Regions from separate parts of the Mus musculus genome. Here all the other regions are linked to region 3. Evidence: chromatin loops called from intact Hi-C (ENCODE). Cell type or tissue: left cerebral cortex. All regions are shown on one strand.

Region 1 (8,000 bases), 140 kb before region 3:
ACACACACCACCACCACCACCACCACCACCACCACCACCACCCCACCACCACCACTACCACTACCATCACCACCACTTCTAACACCACCACACATACACAGACTATACATACACATTTATCATAGGATAGTTAAAGTAACCATAAAAGTTCAGAAATAAAACATACAACTCCCATTTTAGCAAATGGAAATATATGTGGAATTAAACTAAAAATCAAAATCAGTAAAAGGGAGGGAGAAGGGAACGAGGGGAAAAAAGGAAGGGAGGAAGGGAGAAATGACAGATGGGAATAGCATTACAAGAAAGACATAAAGAGTATGTTAACGTAAATGAAAAAAAAATCCATCCAGTTACGGAGTGAAGATTGTAGTATGGATGGACAATAAGCATAAAAGTACCAATGTAATGTAATTATATGCCATTTATAAAATGTATACCTAAAATATCAGAACCTGAAATGTTAAAACATATAAAATTATAAATACTATAGTTACTTCAATATTAAACAAATTTTAGGACAAAAATATATCACTATAGATAAATATAGTTCTTCAAAAAGATAAATGATTCACATTATCAGAAACTACTTTATATTCTTTTCTTTAATTTTTTTGCTCAAAAGGTTCATAATAATGTCACATTATTTATGGATATAAAGTGGTACATGACATTCTAATAAATATATGTGTGTGTGTATGTGTGTATATATGTATATGAATGTTATGTAATGATGAAACCAGTGATTAACTTAAAGCTTCAAAGATTTATCACAGTGATTTTACACTGTCTTAAATGTCTTTAACACAATAACTTACCTACAAACTATATAAATAAAAATCGACAGAATTATTAAAAGAAATGTGAAGTTAGTAATCAGGGGAATGAGTACAGTTCTTTTAAAAACTGTTACAAGAAACAGACTGCAAAAGTCACTGTTCTATGTAGGATTACAATTGCTGTGAGGAAACACACTATGATCAAAAGCAAGTCTGGGAGGAAAGGGTTTATTTGGGTTACAATTCCATAATGCTGTTCATTGCCATTGAAGGCAGTCAGGACAGGAACTCAAACTGGACAGAAACCTTGGAAGCAGGACCTGATGAAGAGGCTATGGAGGGATGCTGCTTACAGGATTGCTCATCATGGCTTGCTCAGCCTGCTTTCTTATGGAACTCAGGACAACCAGCTGAATGACCTCAACCACAATGGGCTGGGCTCTCTCACACCAGTCACTAATTAAGAAAATGCTCTCTATGCTTGCCTGCACCTCAATCTTATGAAGGCTTTTTTTTTTCTCAATTGGGGTTCTCTCCTCTCAGATGACTCTAGCCTATGTCAAGTTGACATAAAATTAGCCACCATAGACATGTTTAAATAATAATTTGGCTGACTGAACTTTTATGAATACATTATAATCAGTAAGTAGAAAATATATTGTCTTCTTAGGCACACAAGGTCATTTAAAAATCTTGAACAACAATGTAAGATTCAACACATTTTCAAGGGTAGAAATGATAGATACTATGTTCTCTGGAGCACTGCAAGTAATCTAAAAACCAATAGAAAAACATAATTAAGAACCCCTTATTGATTTAAAAATTAAGAAAGCTTCTGCAACATATCAGTTGGAGAACAAATCAAAGGAAAAAAAAACCTAAAAAGCCAAACTAAAAGATTGAAATTACTCTTTCATATCCATACAATGGAAGAGATCGCAGTGGGGATTTGTAGTTGTTGATAATTCTATTTGAAACATCTGAAAAATAATGAGGTAAGCATTTATCTGGGAAATCACAAGAAAAGTCACATAATCTCAAAGCGAAATAAAAAGGAAATAAAAGTGAAGCCAGAAAGTAGCTTCAGAAATGACACACAAAATAAAGAGAACACACAAAGCCAGGAAAGTTGGTTTGTTAAAAAAATCAATAAAACTAAGAAACTTCAGACCAAGCCGGTAAGGAGCAAAGAATACATGATGGGTACCACAAAGGAAGTGACGATGTTCTGCAAGTGTCACAAACGTTTCAAAACGAGATCAGTTGCTAAGTTACTAACTTGTTTGGATGGGTTGGGAAGAAATTGGCTTAAAGAGAAAAGGCCCAGAGAGCTTAAAAACCATTGAGAAAGTGTAGTCAGAAGTCACAATCTAAGAAAAATGTTGATGGGTTCTCCCTTAGCTCCGATGAAGACTATGTCAATTTTCCAAGATTCTTTTCTACAAAAGAACAACCAGAGGATGAATAGCCTCAATATTCAAGCGTTGTGACTCATGCATGCCCTCTTGTCCTCCTTCACCACGCAACAACTCTTTCTAAATACAGCCTTTACCCAGGAAAACCCAGACAAGGTACTGCCATTCTTGTCTGACGCAAGATTCATGCGAAGTGCTTTGCATCCCTATTCCTATTGGCTAACAGAGCTTCAAGGAGAACTAGGAAGCACTGCCTTATATGGAGAGGAGTTAAGAGTGGAAGAAAATAAACATGATATCCTTAGCACACCCCACTCACACGTAATGAGCAAGCATAACTCTTAGCTTACATTTTATAAGTATAATAAGAAAACTATCAACCAATGTACCTCACAGGTACAAAACTCCTAGGCAAAATGCTATTAAACAGTCTAGCAACATATAATAAGACAAGGCATGAGGCCCTTCTGGTTTTACTCTGAGAATGCAAGATAGTTCAAAGATAGGTTTAGAATTCCAATTCATGTAATTAGCCATATTAACACATCTAATATTCCCCTTTTCTTTGAGTTTATATGGCTTACATTGTGATTTTTCCAGATATCAAATAACATGTTACTATGTAAAGAAAAGGCTATGACAAATATAATCTATTTCTAGAAAATGGGAGATGCAAAGAGAAACATACGACTCCCAAAAGGACTATGGGTAGAAACAGCAGCTACGGGGCTTTGTATCCTATGCTTCTCTTCTGAAGGAGAAGCTTGGGAGTTCCTCTTCTTACCCTAGCTGCTGTTTCAACATGGAACCAGAGTCCAGTCAGAGGTGGAAGGAAGAGGAAAAGGTAAAAGAAGAAAACAGCTCTCACCACTGCTGGAAATCAAAAGATACCCAGAAAGATTTTCAAATCTATGTGGGGAAGTCTAGCAAGTTTCTGCTTATACATTGAATGCATCAACTGGAACCTACAAGTTAGAGCCCACAGAACATATTTTGAAGATATGAACCTCTTAGGTGTAAATATAAGTAAATATATGTAAGACATTCAACTTTCCTGAACGTGTCTGGTAGAGGCAATCAATGTAGCAATAAATTATGATTATAGACTGAAATACTAAGTATTATAAATATTGCCAATTTCTCCAAAATTGGTATATAAAATAATTTCTAGAAACGGACAAGTTAGTTCTAAAATATAGATACACAAAACAGCCACATATATCCTGGTAGAGTAAGGTGAGAAGTATTGCTCTAAGAATTGTTACAACTTATTCTCTAGTAAGTATGACAGTGTATTATGCAGCTATATAAATATGCCAGTGAGACAAAATAGGTAACTCAGATAACTTGCCTGTGTGCACATTGCCATTCTGGATATGAAAAAGAAGTCCTGAGAGAAGTCAGATGGAAATTGTCCTTTGCTGTATTTTGTTCTTTTGAGCTAGGGTCTCATAGCCCACGATGGCATGAACCAGTGTGTAGCTTAACAATCTGCCAAAAAAAAGGGGGGATTAGCATTTTATATGATCCTCTATGGAAATGGATTCTCTATGTGTAAGTAAACTGTGTTATATAGCTTTAGAAAGGTGAAACAGGAGACTACTATCAGGAAAAACTTTAGAATCGAAGCATCCCACCGGAGAGTATCTTCAGGGAAGAACTTAAGCCACAGGAACACAGTATACATGAAAACACAACCAAACTGACAGTAAAAATCAAGATTTTATTTTCACTGAGAGCGATAGAAGCTCTGAGGAGGAAAACGAGGCAGTAGCTGTTATATAAGATAGAGCTGATGTGGGGGATGGGGTTAGGAGAATGGAATCGATAAAGAAGTGGAAATCAATAAGAAATGATGTATAGAACCTGACAAGGAAAGGGGAGGAAAGCGTGAACAAGCACTTCAGAGAGTAAGGGAATTCTGGTGGGCCGAGCGTAACAAGTCCCTAGGATCTATGTCATGGAGATGTCATTAAAGCACACTGAGATGTCTTTGCCTCCAGATATCCTCAGCAAATAGGCAAACAAAATCCTTGCACATTCAGTAGTGTCTGTCTGTGATGTGCCACTGGCATACACCTTTTAGGAAGTGACCTAGGATGCTCAATGAATCATAACAACAGCTAACCCATGCCCTGTGTCTATTTCTGCATACAAACTCATCAGTCTGCATGCAGGCAGAGAGGTGGTTGTGAGAGGGAGCAACATACTGAAGATTTGACAGGGTGTTTGCAAGATTCTTCCTGGATTGCAGTAAGAGTCACAGGTCTTCAGAGGAAGAGAACACACATACACAGGAGGAGGAGAGAGGCAAAATAAGGAACTGACCATGGGGCCATGGTGGCAGCATGGCCCCACAGTCTGACATTTGTGAGCTGGAAGCAAAGGGAAGATGGAGGTGTAGATTCAGTCCTGATTAAAGGGCATGAAGTCTAGGGAAGCCGATGTTATGTCTTGGTCCAAGGGCACAAGACTGATGTCCCATCTCAAGCAGTTAGGAGAAAAGATACATATAAAATGTCCTTTTCCTTGCTTCTTCATTCCATTCAAGCCTCAATGGCTTGCACCACACAGGAGCACATCTGTGCATGCTTGCATACACACATGCACACACACACACACACACACACACACTGTGCAGGGCAATCTGCCTTATTGAGTCCACTGATTCAAATGGTAATCTTATCTGAAAACACCCCCCCCACACACACACACACACGAGACATTCTGTTTAATCCAACCACATGGCATAGTCAAGGTGACATATACTTTTAGTCATCAGTACACAAATGAGTCCTGTGAAAGGACAGATAGAAGTTATTTTAGCCTTGTAGTGCCATCTGGTTTCTATCACAATTACACAACACCACCGCTGTAGCTGAAAGCAGATATAGATAACATGTAAATGAATCAGCAGTTGGGTGTTCCAATAAAAACCTTATAAGAAGGAGGGAGGGAGGGATAGGACTGAATTCAGCCACGGACCACATTTGCCAATTTCTCTCATCTAAGTAACAATTGTATCTGTTTGCATTATCATTATATATTTTGTGTACTTCTATAAACATGCTATTTTTACAAAAAGAAAATAACTGAGATCCAAGGAAGACTTTTAGCCGCTGTAAGCATCAGGGTTGCAGAGTTAGGAAGCCTGAGAGGGATTTGAGTCTTGCCCACTTGCAAAGTCCTGGGCCTTGGGTAACATGATGTAATCTGCACACTGGACACACTACACCAACCTAATGGGTTTGTGTTGAAGGTTAACTGAGATGTTTGGGTCAGGCACTGACTAGAGCTTTCAGCTCAGTATTTTTTTTCCTCTGACAGATAAGAGCAGATCTTATGCCATGTGTTATTACCCTCACCAAGACTTTAAGGAAGCTCTCATTACTTTTTGGCAGAAACGATCTCTTATGGAAGAAATTTATAGGAGACTCAAAAATATACATAATCTCCTCTATATAATGTGGAAATCACAAGTAAACATAGTTTATCGCCGACATGTGTCGCCTAGTATTTCTTGGAAAGCACCTGATTCTTGGCATACTTTGAGTGCTAAACAGGGGACTTGTAAAAATATACTTTACAGTCTCTCCAAATGTAAATTATAGAAGGAAGAAAGAGTGTGAAGGAAGAAGTTCATTTCTCATTCCAAACTCAGAATGACTGTGCCGTAGACATAGGAGAGTCTTACTGGATGATAAGACTGTCTGGCTACAGAAGGGCCTGTGGGAAGCATAGTCATGGCCGCTCAGGATTGCCATATCTCAACCCCCCCCCCCAACTTTGACAGTGTTGCCTTCTGTGACAATATGGACTTGGCAGTGGCTCTAATTGAAATCAGAATGTTGAATGGGGAGAATGACTCAATGTAAACACAAGGGGCCTTAGAGATGAAGAGAGAGGTAGGAAGATTAGAGGCAGGGGTGTTCAAAGATGTTATGCTGATGGTTTTAAGAATGGAGCAAAGGGTCCCAAGTCAAGGAGTATGGTGGTCTTTAGGTGGTAGAGAAGGCAACATAGATTCTCTCCAGAACCCATCGATGAAGTGTGGCAGAGTTGATGCCTTTACTTAAACCCACCAAGACTCATTTCAAATTTCTAACCTACAGACAGGTCTGTGTTGCTTGAATCCATTAAGTGTATGGCAGTTTGTTATGATAATAACAATTACAAACTAATAAAACTGTCTAATTGTGTCAACCTGGGGCTAAACATGACTTGTTAAAACTCATCTGGGGAACTTTATAATGTGTTTTGATGACGTATCCAAAAGATGCTTGCTAATGATCTCCTGAGTACCAGGTTATGGGGGAGTGACATGACTCCAGTCCCTGAAAGCTTGGAGTAGTGCTGGTCATTGCCTCATGGCTCTATATATTCAGTGGATAGAGGCACTGACAGTCTATCTGAAATTTTTTTCATAACAATGTCCATCTGCATGATGAACAGCCATAAATGGTAGACATCGTGCCTCCCTCCAGAGCAGAGGGTGTGCACATAACAGTTCAGTGACATTTCTGCTCCTGTGAGCTCGTTTGCTTCTTGGTAGCCCTCTGAGCATACTATGGATGCATCATTTCACCCCCTTTGTAACATCTGATAGAAACGGTGGTTGTAAAACCAGCTCCAGAAAACGCTGCTCCCCCGGTTACTGTCACGACTGTACTAATAGACAACCAGGGTCCTGACCAGATGCCCAAACCGTTATCTGTGGATATCCATAAAGCTGGAGCAGGCTGGCCTGTTAGCTTACAAATTCCACAAAAACCTTAGACCCTTCACAGTTCCTGAAAAAGAGCAAATACCACACCTCCATGAACATGGTGGATCAGGACCTACCAATGTGTTTACAACTGAAATGAAAAAGAAAGAGACGTTGTCCCCATCAGGTACTTTGTAAATACTCTCATCAATTTTTACAATACTCGATAAGAAAGCCACTTTCCATTGCACTAGCCATCAAATGCCAGCCAGAATTAGCTGATCACTTCTCACTTAGTCAAAAAAGACTCACCATATCCCATTTACCCTAGTCATTACATGACCTTAAGAAGATCTAGTGGCCTTAGAAGACTCCAAAGCCATGCTTTACAAACAGGGGTGATTTCCTCTGTTCCACAGTGACAGCAGATATTTTTGGTGACCACAACTTGAGATAGAGCTATTTAACTGTATTCAGTGGTTGGAGATCTTGCAACCTTCCTAAGATTAATATCACAGTTCCACAAAGAAGCTTCAGTCTGAACGTCCAGTAATATGTGGACTGAAAGACCCAACCTGGTCCTGAGTCTGGACATCATGATGAACTTTTACCTTGTTCTTTGTCCACAGATATTTTTGTCTGATCTTGGCAAGTATTTAAAAAACATCCTAAATTAAAGTCACCACCACATACACTTACTTCAAGCCATAAACTTAAAAAATAGTTTAGTCTGAGGTAGATAGGTTAAAAAAAAAAAAACAATTGCATGAGAGCAAACAAGCAAATGAACAACCCAACAACATCATCAACAGCAACAACAACAACAACAACAAAACCAAACAATCTGGGAAGAAGCCCTGTTCTCGAAATCCTTTTTCCCCTCTGGCCTGGGCTTCTGTGCTGCCTCTGCCACGCCATGCTCTTACCACCCTGCCAGCCTATCTTTGAATACCCTTTCCCAGACCTACAGGCACTCCAGATTTCTCTCATTATCTTCAGAGACCAGTGATTAGTGCACTAGTTCTTTAAACCCAGTTTCAGTCCTTCCCTTACCTAGAACAGGGTCTTCAGGCTTGAGTATGCAATAGTCACATGAGGGTCTTG
Region 2 (8,000 bases), 56 kb before region 3:
ACAATAACTAAATGTATGTCCATTTTCACTGTAGACAGTGAAACTCCTACAAGGAAGGCATGTGGTTTTTGGTAATGATGAACCCCAGATTTTGTTTGTTTTCCTAAAGTTATGATCCTTTTAGGGGGGAAATAGCTGAGATAGAGCATATGAATATGCATCCCTTTGACCAGGCTTTGACAAGGCCTGGGATACACTACATAGCAACTTGGGCTCCGTTGCTGTTACTCTGGTTTTCATCAACCTTGCCCACTTCACTGTGTTGACAGAAGTGGAAAGGTAGCATATCTGACTGTCAGAAATGGTTCTTAAATCCTCTCCTCATGATCTTATGTTTCATTAAGCATACTTAGGTTGAGTTGAACAAATATTGGTTGAGTAATTACCAACCACCAAGGTGCTAAATCTTGTGTGGTGAAAAAAGATCGGTAAATCAAGGTGATGGTGAATGGAGCTTCCAATCTGGTTAGGGAGATTTGAAATCTCTATGGGCCTTAAGCCTCATCTGTAAAATGAGAAGAATAATACAACCTTCCTCATGGTTTCATTGGAAGGATTCTGAATATATATATATCTGAGGAGACTAGTACCTAACACCAGGTTTTCAGTTACTCTGTTATTTCTCTGGATACCAAAACTATAACTTATCCTGCATAGAGAGAGCATCAGAAAGCCCAACAATCAAGGGCTCTAGTATTTTAGACAATAGGAAAATCACTTCTAGGTCAAGCTGTAGTATTAATATTTTAGTTATGTGCTGACTCCAAATCTTGGAGGCCAGCACTTGACACTAGAATACAAGCAGTGTTAAACCAACCTACTACATCAAGCCATCCGGGGAAGCCTTCCCAGAGGATCTGAGGTGTGAGTGAGACCTTAAAGGATAAGAAAAAAAAAAAACAATTTGGCAGAGAAGAACATGGAGAATGGTCTTCATAGACGCCTAATAAAATTTTTTTTCACAGAAAAGGGAAACATGTTACTTCAGGAGGTGATGTTACAAGACCAGAGGATTCATGATGCTAACTGGAAGTATCCGTTTAGGCAAAGTCTCCTATCTTCTCTTTCCTCATTGTTCACATGGTCTGTATCCATTCCCGGATTCAGAATGGACATTTCAACCATCCCTTGCCACCATAGAGTGTTGGTTTTGAGAGAGCGCCAAGCATTCTTCTGCATCATTGACCTACCTTCTAACCCATAAGGAAAATGACCTTAGGGTGTGGTAATTTAAAGGGAGCCACATACACCCTGTTTACTCTCCCATGAAATTTCAAATTACACACACAATGGCTTTCAAATTAAAAAAAAAAGTCTGATTCTATTTTGGGTAGTGAGGACCTTAGTAAGGAAAGTGCAGGAACCATGAAGTGAGAAGGTAGATAAGAATCCGCATCCATGCTGGTCCTTTATTAGGACCCTGAAAGAGAAAGTCCTGCAGCGAAGGCTGGACTGGCTCCAGGGTGGGGGCCCACAGAAAGCAGCAGCCACAGTCGCTCACACTTTTGCTAAGACAAGGATTTCCAGGCTCTTTCTCCACATTCATACGCTTATCTAAAGGGAAGAAATATTTTGTTTTGAAAATGTCCTGCAGTCTGCTATTTCTAGACCTTAACCAACTTGGAGGAAAAACACCTACTGATTCAAAAGTGGTTCTTTGGGTAACAAATCACAGTCCTACGCATTTTAAACTATAGAGGTGAAGAAACAAGGTGAGCAGATGTGACTGATGTATGCAGACCTGCGAGCTCTGCAAGAGTGGAATTCCAGAGTCCGGGTCTATTTATTTGTACCATGACTTAAGCTAAACACATTTACACTTGCTGAAATTCAAGGTGCTACACTGAGTCACGCACAGAAGACCTGCTGTCATAATTGAGCACTGTATTTTCCAAACAAATGCTATACTCTGTCCATGGAGCAGGTTCTTTTCATTTTCCTTTCTCCCAAGTGAGGGACATTTTGAATGGGACAAGTCCATTGCTCACATGGCCGAGTCACTTGCGTCCAGACCACATTCTCCATTGCTGACTCAGATCTGAACCTCAAGGAAAAATGTCCTTCACACAGAGGACATTTCCAAATCAAAGTGTTTACTGAGGTATAAGATTCAGGGATGTGTGCCAATCACAAATATACAAGTCTTCACATTTTGACAGCATGAAAATTCATAGGAATTTTGCATGCTTGATCAAGAAAGAGAACATTATTTGAGTCATAGGTGCCCCCTATCAGACAACCATTGTGATTTCTAACATTACAGGTGATGACTTCTGCATGCCTTTGGGCTTATATGAGCAGATTGAACACTAATGACTGTGTTTCTGTCTGGCTTCTTTCATTTAGGACCATGTAGTTGTAATTCATTCATTGTCATGTAGGTTTTATTTATTTAAAAGGTTATGACTTTCTTTTTCACTATATAGAAATTGTATTTTGGAACTAATACAAATGGCAGTTGAACATTTTAAAAGATTTTTAGAACTATTATTCTGTGTGTGTGGTGGGGGACTGGTTGGGTGCCACTTGTGTGGGGGTGCCTATGGAGGCCAGAAGATGGTGTGGGTCCTATGAAGTTGGAGTTAGGGGCAGCTGTGAGTAGCCTGGTGTGTGCCAGGAATTAAACTTGGCTCATCTGGAAGGGTTCCAGATATTTTAACTGTGATGTCATCTCTCCAGTCCCAATTATGAACATTCTTGTATTATACCCTTGAATAGAATTGTTACAGATAGTTTTGATACTATATATTAGAAATTATGAAAATAGACACTGGAATAAAACCATGGAAAGACCAGAATCTAACCATGAATGTAGGAAAGAGCAGTGACAGGCCAGCAGATACTCTTCAGTGTCTTTAAGGGGTATATGGAAGAACTCTTTGGGCTGTGTGGAAGAATAGGGATGGGGATAGAGTCAGGGTAAAGCTTCCCAGTGGATGTGATACTTAGGTTACATTTTAAAACATAAAGAAACATTGACCAGGGAACAGAGTGGAGGAAGGACACGGAATAGAATGGGATGTGGATAGGCAATGATGAATGAGAAAGCAAATGGAACCCAGAGCTCTTGTTAGGACAATAGATGAAGGGAAATGTGTGTGGAAAACAGGAGGACTGGGTAGGTGAGCTGGTGTGCTACCTTGAAGGAACTTGCCTGCCACGTATGGAATTGCATTCATTATCCTGAATAAAACAAGAGCTGTGGAAGACTCTAGGGTGATGGGATGCTGTGAGCAGCTCATTCAGTTGCCGTGCAGAGTCAAAGATAGAAGAAGAAAGAGGGTCCTTGAAGATGGTAAGTTACTATATATAAGATGCTTTATTTGGGTAAGTGGAGGAGGAATTGCAGCTTATAGTGGAAACTAGCTGAGGCCTTGAGGAAAGCCTGGCACTGGGCCAGTACCCTCAGTGAAAATCTGGATGGCTTCTGCGGGAACACGGAGTATGTAAGAGTGGGGTAAAGGAAGTGTGTGTGGCGGGGAGCATGCCAAGTTTCAGTGTGCAGAAAATGCACACAGTAAATCACGCAGAAAGCTTTTGGGGCCGGCAGGCCACCTGCTGACAGCTGACTGGTGCATCCAAGGGGCCTCTGCGTGAGAGCGGAAAGGCAAAGCATATGCAATTGGAGGGACCGGCCAGAAAGCAAGCACACTACAGCATGGAGCTGAGAGCAGTGCCAAGCTGTGACAGCAGCTGCCTGTCCACTCAGAAACCAAGGGAGAAGGCTGGGTGGAGACGAGCCAAGCCACATCCCTCCCCGTTCCATGACAGACTCCACAGAGGCTTCTAGAAAAATCTGCATTCCTGTATGTGTGTGTGTGTGTGTGTGTGTGTGTGTGTGTGTGTGTATGCAAAATAGTTTTGCTCCATTTCACTCAGTGTTTACATGTATGTGTAGTGCAGAGGATGTCACATTGTGTAAAAGGTCCTGGAAATGCACAGTAGTTAAGAATTAGGTCTGCAGAACACACATTAGTATAAGGGAAGACACTTGAGTTTTGTAACCAGAACCAGAGTTTGAGATGTGACTTCCTCTTTGGTGACCAAGTAAAGAATATCAAGTCACTACATTTGCTTAGTATTTAGAGTCCTCATCAATAAATAAAGGCTAGAAAATCCCTTCCATATTTTTCCTTACTGCTCTAATTTCCCTCCTATTTATGTGGGACCCAGTTTCTCCATCTTTCATTCCTAGGAAAGCTGACAAAGAATACCAGTTTGACATATGCAGGTATCCTATGTGATGGCTAGTGCTAATTGTCAACTGGAATGATCCAGAATCACTTGGGAGATGGGCTTCTGAGCCAAGATAATGGGACCTTATCTTGACTACATTGATTAAAGAGGGAAGACTCACCCACTACGGGAGGTGCCAGTTCCTGCTAAGTGAAGAAAGGAAGCTGACTAGCCTAGCATGCCTGCACGAGTTGCTCGTGATTTCTAAATATAGATGACGTGTGACCGGCTGCTTCACACCTGCCTTCATGGCTTCATGTTGTCATGATGGGCTATACCTTGAAATGTGGGATAAAATAAATGTCCCTTCCTCCCCGAAGTTGCTTTTGTCAGAGAATTTTATCCCAGTAACTGGAAAAGTAGCTAAGATAGTCTCTTATTCAATACTTTCCCCTAACAAAGCAAGTAATTCATGGAAGAGTTAAATAGACACTGATTGAAAGAGCTCTGTAATCCCCCCACCCCCACCCCCACCACCAATGTACTTTTTACTTAAGAATGGAGTCAGAGGAATGCTGGTAGAAAAGCGACATACAATTGGAGAGAAAGGATGAGTTCCCTTTTGTAAGAAGTTTTCAAGGAAGGGATGGGATGGGGTCACCTCTCTGTGGAGTTTCACTCAGCACAATTCTCATTTCTCTTCTCTCCCTAGAGTAAAACTAAATGAAACCTTAGATTGGTTTAAAGGTTCTGGCTAGATAAATGTTTAAGAGCCAATAAAGCTGTCAGTGTAGATCAGGCTAAGCCCAGGTGAGCCAGCCCTCACAGTAATTCTCTCATGGCCTCAGGGTGCCAGGCAGCACAAGCCAAGAGGAGCCAAGTGCCTGCTCACCCCCTATGAGCAGAGTTAGACCTTATAGAAAAGTGAACACGTTTCCCCATTTTCCTTGATATGTAGTAGAAGCCCTTGTCAAAACAGCAGGGGAAGCCTCAGGAAAGAGTGGAATGATACAGTGGAGTCACATAGAAACCACACAATGGAGGCACATAGAAACCTCACACTCTCTCAGAGCTTCTCGTGGCTTATAGACTGGTGAAAATGGTTCTTCATTATGGAAGTCAGTTTGGCAGTATTAAAAAGTATACATATCTAATAACCATACACTTCTAGATTTTTGCCCATAGACAGATGTACAAGAACACACAGATGACCAATAAGTTGAATTTTATACCTTTGCCTTTTTGTTATTTATTTTTAATGATTAAAAACAAAGAAGAAACAAAAAAAAAGTCTCGTTAATTGGGAACTGGCCAAGTGAGGGACATATAACCCGGTGTGCTAAGATCATGCAGAACTGCATGCAGCACTTGGCTGGGGAGGTATCCAGTTTCAGTGTTGTGACATGAACTTGGGAGCCAAACTTCTCAACCTCAGATGCCTGTGGCACTGAAAAAGTCTCTCCTTTTCTTTGAGCCTTGGTCTGCTCAAATACAAAGTCAGAGGAGTGCTGCTATTTGAGACACAGACCGACTGTGAGCTTTGACAGCCGATAATACGCAATGTGTTTACAGCCTTATCTGATTCATAACAAAGCACTGTTAATAACTGTTCACATTAAATTGAAACTAACCTGCATAACTTAGTTATCTGGATGCTGAACCTGTGGGGCTTGAAGAGAAAGGTACTTTCATTTTTCTTTATATAATACTGTCTGTATTGTTTCCACTGAGCATATTTTATTGAAATAATGAATTAAAGATTGCCACTTAAAAGTATAGTGGGTAACAAGGCAGTTGCTTTAAGAGTTTGGAATGTAACAGAGATTTTTAAAAGAATCAGTCATTACAGCTGACTGTATATTCAATTCATTATCAACTCTGCAACACTTGATATTTAACCCCCTGAATTTGTGATACATTTTAAACTTAGCAAATGTGCTTCTACAGCATGGGCCTGTCTCATCCCTATCAGAATTTCTCTCCTCTACTGTTGTATGATAAGTAGAGAAGAAGGAGTTCTAAGCTTTGTGGTTTTCTTTTCTTTTTCCCTGATTCTTTCCTTCCTTCCCTCCCTTCCTCCCTCCCTTCCCTCCCTCCTCTCCTCTTTGTTGTTGCATTCTTTTCATCATCTATTTTTCCATGGGTTAATTTTGTTCGTTGACCATTTCATATATTATAAGATATTATGTTCACTGTCTCCCATACATCCTCATTTATCTCCCTCTTATCCCTGTAACTGTTGTTTTCTTTCTCAAACAAGTAACAAGAAAGTTGATAGTTTGACAAAATTCAAGTTTAGAACATCGAAGCCTCATCTCAGGTAACGGAGTATATGAAAAGACCGGTTTACAAGGTGCAAACTGCCTCCATCAAACCACAAACTCCCTGTAAACTGGCCCATGACAGCTCAAACAAAATAAATCTCTAACATTTCCCTCCGCAATCAAATATCTGGTTTGAAAGAATTGCGAATTTTAGTGGGTCACAGGAGAGAAGGGCCAACATTTTAGTTTCCAGAGTTTATAGTTAGAGCTGGTATAACTGCCTCAGGACACAACTGAGCCATGATTGACAAGTGACACTGTAGACCGTACTCTTGGCTTTGCCTTCAGCAACCTCAGGTGCAACAATGCCAGAAAGGCTGAATGTTATCCCTGGCTTCAAGATGCAGCAAACTGATAACACTGGTACAACAAGGAGGAAAACTCAAAATAGGTCCAGTGAGATGGAGTTAAGAATACAATAACAATGAGCATATTTACAACAATAGGCCAATTAGCCCACTACTTACTTGACCTTATGCAAACTCCTTTCCTTTTTGGTTTACAGCCTTGTCACTTGTAGATACAAACTCATTGACAGATGGTGTCTCAAGTGCATTTCACCTGACTATGAATTCATGTGTATAATGACAGGCACTGAATGCTTTCTTAGTACAAGACACCAATGACAAGCTCTAAGATGTGGTTGACAAGGTCACTGTTCTTATACAGTTTACATTCAGGAAGGGGCTAGACAGAAAAAAAAAGTACATGAGAAATGCACAGGGCAGGGATAATAATCTTCTATGGAATTACAGTAGGCTGCTGCGAAAGGAAATTACAGTGCAGGAGCTTGGGAAAGGACCCTGAGGAAGTGGTACTTAAGATGGGATGACAATATAATATCTAGGAATAGACGATATAGACGATAGATGCTGATTCCAGCCAGAAGAAGTGCTGGTCAAAGGTCATGGGAGAAAATTGTACTGTAAGGAACCAAACAAAGGCTTAGTAGGCAAGAGGAAGAACATGGAGGATTCTGGAAGCCATGGATGGAAAGAGATGACAAGATTTTGAGTATATGATATTATTTATACTTTTTTGGGGGGTGTTATGTATAAGGTTGGAAGCTGAGATATTTAATAGAAAGCTATTGCATATGTTCAGAAAAACAAATGTCATAGATGTCTTTGCTAAGGAAGACATCATGGAAACGCAAAGACTGGACATTGTTGAAGCATCTGTGGGAAGGAGAATAGATAGTTAAATACTCTCTTATGTGAAAGGAAAGATTCCTAGCTTGAAAATGAGCATTGTTGGATGTTGGTTCCAGTTTTTCAAGTGAGATGCATGCGAGGACAAGAACAGAAAGGGAGAGATACTAGAGACTTCCATGCTTGCCACACAGTTTTGGACGTCTGCCGAGCATCCAGGGATCATGTCTAATGAGCCACTAGAGTGACTAATGGGGGTTTAAAACATGAGGGAAAATACAGATCTGGGAACCATCATTATGATAATATGGGCAAGGCAGAACAAAAAGATGTCAGGAGCAGAGGACCT
Region 3 (8,000 bases):
AACTGCCTCTGCCATTCTAGGTCTATAAGCAAGAAATTTGTAATCTTGGGCGTCAGCTTCTTACTCAGAAACCTCCATCTTAAAATGCTTCCTCACGGAATGATAGTAATAGAACAACATGGAGGACCCTGCACTGGCATGGGCAGCTGACCGCCTGATAATGACTTTCCTTCCCTCTGCCTCCACCACGCCCATGACTGTGTACACACAGAGTGTACTTGCTTTGAGCATCTCGTTGCCAGTGTTACACAGGACCATCATATCTAGTATCATGAAATACTTCAACACTGAAGATGGGCTATGGTCCAGAGTGAAGCTTTGCTTAAAAAAAATGGTTCCCTGGGTAAAGAAAGTAATTGTATTAGACAAACTTTGTAGAAGAAGTGATTCATTGTGTGCCCATGGGGGAATTAAAATCAATCTGTTTTTTTAATGATTTGGGATAGTAATGAGAACTTACTGAGTATACAGAAGCATTAATAAAAGAACTGCAGGTGGCATAATTTAAAGGGCAATGACGATATATTTCTTTAAGGAAATAAGGCAAAAAAGAAAAGATCAAAAAGATTATTTCTTAAAGCAACAGTCAGTCTTGCTATGACTATAGCTTTGTAAATTTTGAGAATCTGGATCAGAGTTTTAGTTATGTGAGATTATTAGGTCAAAAAATTATATATATTTAAAGATTGATATACATAGGCCATCTTGTTCTCCAAAAACCCATCCACCACTTTACAGAGTAGGTGTGTGTGTGTGTGTGAATGTGTGTACATCTGTGTGTGCACACATGCACGCACACAACAGAGAAAGAGAGAAGGGGGAGAGTGGGAGAGTAGGAGAGAGAGAGAGAGAGAGAGAGAGAGCAGGAAAACAAACAAACAACAGCAATAAAAATCAAGTAGAAATGGTGAGAAGAGAGTGGGAAATTGAGCTCACATTTATCCAGTGCATATATGCTCTCAGCCCCATGCTAGATATTATACACATTTAAATTACTTAATCCTCATGACAAATTTAACACCAAACTCACTCCATAGAGTCTCGGAAAAGCTATGCATGTATCTTGCCTGGGGGCACACAGCTAGCACACAGAGCCAGGACGTTCCCCAAGTGAGCCTCAAATCCAGGCTCCACGTTTCTATCCCAGGAATCACCCCACCATAATGACCTAACTCTTTAATTTCTTAACAGGAGAATGAGCATGAATGCAATTTTAATTTCACAAAATATCCCCGAAGTTCCTAGACATTTTCTAACCTGAACCCGAACTCCTCAGTGTGTTGTATGTGGAGCCTAAGAAGGATAGCCTCGCTCCTTCATCGGTTTTTAATGGAAAGAAATCTTTCATGCCTTGATGGACACAGATGAGCATGTTTTCACCATGGTATCTCCTAGGCAGCATCCCACCTGTAGAATCTCCCTACGTGTCATTAGTGAGTCCCATGGGCCTCCATTCCAGCGATCAAAAGATCAGCGGCGGTGGCAATTATGAGGCTCAGCACATCCGAACAGAAAGCAGGGGCTCAGAGGGAAACGCACCCAGGCCCTACCAAACTCCTCACAATAAAACTGACAACAGGACTCCAGGAAAAGGAAAATGCCAGGGGGTCAGGTCTGGCCATGGAAACCACTACAGAACCCAATTAAAAGTTGGCTTTCCCAGCTTCTCTCTTGACAGGTACTCGGTACACAACTCCCTGTCATTTCCCAGAGGAGAGGTGATGAGCTACAGCCCAGCAGAGAGGCGCAGCTCTGTGAGGAGCTGTTATGGCTGCCACCGCAGCAGGTGCAGAGGAAGTCTGGGGAATTAAAGACACTCTAACAGAAAACAACCCTCTGCCACTGTCACTCGAGCTGGCAGGGAATGGAAGAGGGGTGACCTAAATTCTAAGAATTTAATACATTCTTTTAAAAAATGCCAATTACAACATAATGCATATTTGATTGTGTGTGTGTGTGTAACATCCTGACCAAAAGCAACACAAGGGAGGAAAGGTTTATTAAGCTTACAATTTACATGTCATAGTCTACCACTGAGGGAAGTAGAGGCAGGAACTTTTATTTTTTGAAACAGGATTTATCTGTATAACCCAGACTGTCATGGAACTTGCTCTATAGATCAGGCTGGCCTCAAACTCAAAGACCCACCTGTCTCTGACTCCTGATTGCTGGGATCAAAGGTATGCATCACCTAGTTAAGAGTTGTTTTATTTTATATGTATGAGTGTTTTGCCTACATGTCCACCATGTGGGTGTCCAGAGCCTGAGGAGGCTAGAAGACTGTTGTAGTCTCTGGAAGTTTAGTTACAGATAGTTGCAAGGTGCCATATGGATGCCGAAATCAAACCTGTGTCCTCTGGAAGACCAAACAGTGCTGTTAACCATGGAGCCATTTCTCCAGCCCAGTGACAGGAACTTAAGCAGCTAGTTATAGCACAGTCATCATCCCACGCAGAGAGAACTAATGCATGCATGCTGCTTGCTTGCTTGCTTTCTCTCATCTAGCTCTCTCTGCTCCACTCAGGGGTACCCTGCCTAGGAAATGATGTCATCACCCACAGTGAGTTGCATTGTTCTATGTCAACTAACAATCTTTCTTTATCAATTAATCTTTCCATATCAATTAACAATTAAGAAAAATCCCCTACAGATATCCCTGCAAGCCAATCTGCTCCACATATTTCCTCAAGTGTGACCCTCTTCCTGAGTGATTTTTAGCTTGTTGAGTTGACAGTGCAAACTAGCCAGCACAGGAGGCTTGATCCAGTGGGAGTAATTAGCATTCACTGTCCTCCGACCATTTCCATGTCTGTATGTTGAATTCTTACTATGCCTCTCTTCTAGATCCTTCTCCTCACAGGTAAACTGGGAATGGAGGAGTGTTTTGAAAAATCCCATAGCCCTATGTCAGCCTGCCAGCAAACAGAGCTATATAGGCATTCTTTCTCATCGTAGCACAGGTTGGCCCATGTCCATTTCATGGTGGTTGTATATGATTCAGTGAATGGGAGAGGTGCACGCCTAGGTCTTGAGACCTAGGTTCAACTCTGGCACACTGGTCTACTGACCACGACATAACACAAGGCCAGTCGAGAGAGAGGTAAGGAATTGGGCTGTGTGCACTGCAGGGAAGAATCTCAAAGTCACACTGCATGAGGCCTGGCTGCAGGGAGGGAATAATTACAGCGGCTTTGGCACATCTACCACTTCCTTTCTCAGACTCTTGGAAATTGAATTAATAAGCAGGAGTTGCTTGGTGAATACAAAATCAAGTATAATTGGATATGCTCAAGGTTTATTTATACCAGGCTTCAAAATAGCTTGATGAACTGTATCGGCCCCAAATTCTGTATCCAGTAAAACAGAATGTCACAGGTTTTTCTCTCTGTATCTGTCTCTCTGCTTCTATCTCTATTGGTCTCTGTCATTTGTCTTTCTGTCTGTCTCTGTCTCTTCCTCCAAGTGTACATCTGAAGAGCATTTCTCAGAGTGAACCCCTTTTGCACATGTCTGCCACTAAACATTGAGTCCTGTCCCTGGACAGCAGCAGCAAATTGGATTTCTATGCACTCTACAACGCTTACTAGGTTTGGCTTACAGTCGATACAAATTTAATGGCAGTTGAAACTATTTCAGAAAGAGATGGGGGGAGTCTCTCACCTGCTCCTCAGGGGCCTATAGACCACGTCTCTCTCAGAATCTGAGTGAAGAACCCCTTTTTCCCCTGTTCTTATTAGCCAGAGCTGTAATGACCAGGAGTCTCCCGCCCTTGTGATTTATGACCTAATGGCAGAGCACATGTTTCTGAAGGCTACTGGGGTATGGATACCAAGGAATATGTCCTGGGGTTTCAACCAAGCTGAAACCTGGTTGTTCTGTGGAAATCAAGGAGCCCTCAATTGCGTTAGAGTAAATTAACATTCTGCTTCTCAACACAGCCTGGAATGGATCTTCCTGGGGAAATGAGTTCTCTGGGTCAGTAGTCCATCACATGCTGCCCTCTTTAAGGAGCTCGGAGAACAAACTTCTCTGGCTTCAGAATGGGAACCGTGCCCTGCTTTTTAGGATTCTCAAGTTTGTGGGTGGTTCCTCCTTTCGACAACACAGATCCTGTATGTGAGGGCATCTCCTTTCTGTGTGTCGCCTGCTTGGCCAGTTCTGTGCCAAATCTGAAACCCATCCCTGGCATGTCTCCAGGCCCATCTGCTGTGGGGTTTTTAGATGTTAGCTTCACACTGCTTTTGCCTTAGATGCTGTAGTTCCATATACATGCGCGGCTGCTTCTTTGTCTAAACATTTTAACATTCATTTTGTCCGATTTCAAGTAGTGATTTAAGCAGCCTCCATCCAGCGCTCTGTGAAACTTCAAAGAGGTGGGAGGGGATAAATAAATAAAAACCTCGTTACCATGAAAGCTCACATTTGAATAGTTCTTTTTTTTTTTGAGTACTTTTTAAAAATTCCCTCAGTTCCATGTATTTTGCTATCAACATACTCTTACTTTTTAAATCCAGGTCCTGAGGCAGAACTATCACATCTCTCTGTGTTCATTAGCTTTTTTTTTTTTTTTTTGGTCCAGCCGAGACCCCTCCCACTCTGCCTCGTGCATCCTGCTTATTCCCTTTCCTGCCTTATGGTAACAGTTCTGACCACACCCTTTGGCTGCTTTACAGTTCTGTAGAATGTATAGTTTTTGCTGTGGACTTAACTCCATGCAAATGTAACTTTTATAAACCCAATCTGTTTCTCTTCCCATCCAGCCTTGCTTTTAAGATGCAAGTGTTTTTGCTACAAGCACATTTTGTCTGTTGCTTCTCTGTGCTAAATAGCAAGAGCCTAACACACTTTGCCTTTCTATTTTCCATCGCGGCAAATCTGCTGTGGTTTCCGTGTGAAAGTGTGCCCCAGAGCTCACGTGCTCGAGCGCTTGCTCCCCAGATGGTGGCGCTGTTTGGAAGGTTGTGGAAACTGCAGGAGGTGGAACCTCACTGGAGGCTGTGGGTCACAGGAGGTGAGTCTAGCTCCACTTCCTGTCTGTTCTCTGCTTCCTGCCGACCAACAACCTCCTATCCCAACTGTGACGCCTTCCCTGTCAGGATGGTCTGCATCTTAAACCATAGGCCAAAATAAACCCCTCCTCCCTGAAGTCTCTTCTTGGCTGGGGTTTAGTCACAGCAGTGAGAACAGCAAATGGTAGAGAAAATTGGGATGAAGTGTTCTGCTATGATAAGCCTGATGGTGTGACTTGTAGGCCTTGAGGATGGGTTTTCAGAAGGAATGTGGAAGAATGTGGAACTGTGGACTACAGACGCCTTAGACTGCTGTAAGCTTAATGGGCCACACTAGTGGGAGTCAGAAGACAACAGTGCTGAGAGACACGCAGACAGGGAAGGCTCAGCAGGAAAAGTGCCTGTCATGAGAGCCCGCTGTAAGAGTTTGACGTCAGAACGCATGTAAATGTGGAAGGAAAAAACCCAAATGGATTAAATTGTGCTTTGACTACCCCCCACCACACACACACATTTTTTGAGGAGGAGGAGGAGGGGGAAGAGGAGGGGGAGGGGGAGGAGGAGCAGCTTGGCTTCATTCTACCGACTTTGAGGCAGAATTCCAAAGTAATGTACTAATTCGTTGGCAGAGTAAATCACAAGACAGGATAGGGTTTAGGCCATGTCATGATACTGTTCACTGCTCTTAACCAGGTTCTGCTATGGGAGAGAGTGACAAATGCAGCAGAAAAATATGACAAATGCCGACTTGTTGAGAAGAGCAGTAAGTGACTGTGAAGTTTCAGATAATGAGGGAGAAAAAGCAACCAAAAAGATGAGGCAACAGGACACGTGCCCCAGTGGTAAGGCCCTGCCCACTAATGGTTCCAATTGGTGGACATGCAACTTCATTTGAAAAGAGGTAGCCTGAGCTAAAAATGCTGTCCAAAGAATTCCCTGATCAAATAAAACTTCCCGCTGAAAATATTTTCCCATAGTCATCCACCTAGACATACTGACATCACTGTAGCTTTGATCCAAAGGGGCCAGACTCCATCTGAAGCTTGTTGTAGAAGTTTGCTGCAGCAGCCAAGGTGAATACTGGTTTTATAGGCATATGAGATGCAACAGTGAGGGACCAATGGAGTCTTGAGACAAGGCTTCAAAAGATCACTGAGGCCAGGCCCTGAAAAGATGTTTTTGTGACGTTCTGAAGATGAAGTCTAAGGTACAGTGGAGATTCTACAGTGGTGCTGATTTCAGGACAGTAGACCATCTTCCAACGTGAACAGCAGGTGGGAATGGAGCTGGCCCAAGAGATAAGCTTTGTGTGCTGTGGGTAGAAGAGCTGGGGGAGCAGGGCAAACCAAGACCTTTGGAGCCCAGATGAGAGTCATGAGTCCCAGATGCTGGATAAGTAGCTGCAGAGTCTTGTGGTCTGGAGGGTTGAGTTGAAGTCTTGCTTTGTTCTAATTTTTCTTTCGTATGTTTCCATTGCCTCTTTTTGGAATGGAAATCTTTACTCTGTGCCATTGTATATTAGAAGTGTGTAACTTCTAATGATTTAAAAAAATTTTTTACAGGAGTCCCTGTAAAATGCAATCACAAGATTGCACTGAGTGTCAGAAAAGACTTTGGACCTTTATAGTTTTGATGGGGGGGGGGGGACAGGGAGGATAGAGAGAGAGACTGAGTGAACATATATGCACTCATATATAGAAGGAGTGGGTCCCTGCTTACCTCACTACCACTTCTTGTCTGCCCTTCACCTCCTAACTGTGGATCCAGTGTAACTGGTCACTTCACATGCCTGCCATCATGCCTGTCATACCATGATAAGCTGCATCTTTAGTTTTCAGCCAGAATGACCCCTTCTTCCCTTAAGTTGCTTCTTGTTGACTATTGGTTGCAGCCACAAGAAGATGAGAATAGTGGCAAACACAAGTAGCCTCAGACAGAAGGCGTACATTCTTGAAATGAAAGAGTGATGTCAGTAATTACACCAAGACCAGAAGTTTATTATAACTACCCCAAGCAAGCTGGGACACTTCTTTATCTGATTCATATGGGTTTTTATAATTCCTTTTTGGAAACAGATGCCTAGCAGTGGACTTGGCCTGCTGTATCAGAGAGAAAACAAAGATCTAGTTTTCTACTGCCTCTAGCATGTCCATACCAGTTTCTACCCTATCAGCAGTTCACGAGGGTTTCCATGATCCTAGGTCTGTGCCAGCTTCTTGATTTTGCTTACATAACACATGTAAAATGATATGGCATAATTAACTTACTCTATCCTTCTGTTGACAATCACTTTGAGCATCTCTTCCTACTCTTTCTAACTTCTTGAATCTCCTCTTTTTCCCAGTGTAACCCTCCAAACCTTCTGCCCATTTTCCACTGCAGGTATCTTTCTGTGTTGATTGGTAGGAGACAAATCTTCCTCTGGAGCCCAGATTTTCTTGTCTTCTAAAGTGACTCATAATGAGCACAACTACTCTTTCTTGAAGAATAGGATCCCATGATGATATGTAACAATGCTGATTACAAGATGCTGCAGAATGCAGAGTTTAATGTCTATGAACCAATCAGCACAGAGGAACCAATCTTCATACTTATCATTTGTATCTTTCTTCCAAGGTACAATAAAAGGCACCCAGCTGTAAGATGCATTAAACAATGGCAACTAAGCTATCATTCTGGGAAATTATTCACTGAGTTGACGGCTGCAGGAGCCGCATCCCAAATAAATTTTCTCAGGCTGTAGCAAATCTCTTCTTTAGAATCATAGCTATCAGTGTCATCTGTCGCAACAGAATCTTCCATAGCAGCACAAACAGTAGATCCAGAGTGTTGTCAGTCAACTCTTTCCCTCTCTTTTATGTAGTTCATTCTGTTTACTCAAAGGCATGAAAGAGGACTGATTATTCATCATCATCTCTGACTGGAACTTCTGAAGGAGTTTGCTTGAAAACATCTTCCAGAGGGGGTGGGCAGGTCATGTCTGAAGATACA

The links. Peaks named below come from ENCODE experiments on the same cell type or tissue, not always from the same donor. Only the 100,000 strongest peaks of a DNase experiment are listed, where the experiment ranks them.
Region 1: a loop joins it to region 3, with 2.6 times the contacts of the local background. A loop is called at or near these places in 4 of 42 quality-filtered maps.
Region 2: it touches region 3 in a loop (3-fold over the local background); 2 of 42 quality-filtered maps call a loop at or near these places.

The regions. Positions count from the first base shown.
Region 1 is chr19:26,982,378-26,990,377 of GRCm38, forward strand. No RefSeq gene overlaps it. Among named protein-coding and RNA genes, the nearest start is that of Gm815, 100 kb to the left of the region's middle. In left cerebral cortex, no CTCF peak of the experiment used is centred here; DNase peaks (open chromatin) are centred at 4,324, 5,020 and 5,724; H3K27ac peaks cover 400 bases.
Region 2 is chr19:27,063,388-27,071,387 of GRCm38, forward strand. No RefSeq gene overlaps it. Among named protein-coding and RNA genes, the nearest start is that of Vldlr, 150 kb to the right of the region's middle. In left cerebral cortex, no CTCF peak of the experiment used is centred here; DNase peaks (open chromatin) are centred at 3,442 and 4,443.
Region 3 is chr19:27,119,369-27,127,368 of GRCm38, forward strand. The region is part of intron 6 of Gm35438 (a long non-coding RNA gene); the gene reads right to left. Among named protein-coding and RNA genes, the nearest start is that of Vldlr, 94 kb to the right of the region's middle. In left cerebral cortex, a CTCF peak has its summit at 4,937 (motif pointing right); DNase peaks (open chromatin) are centred at 4,174 and 4,823.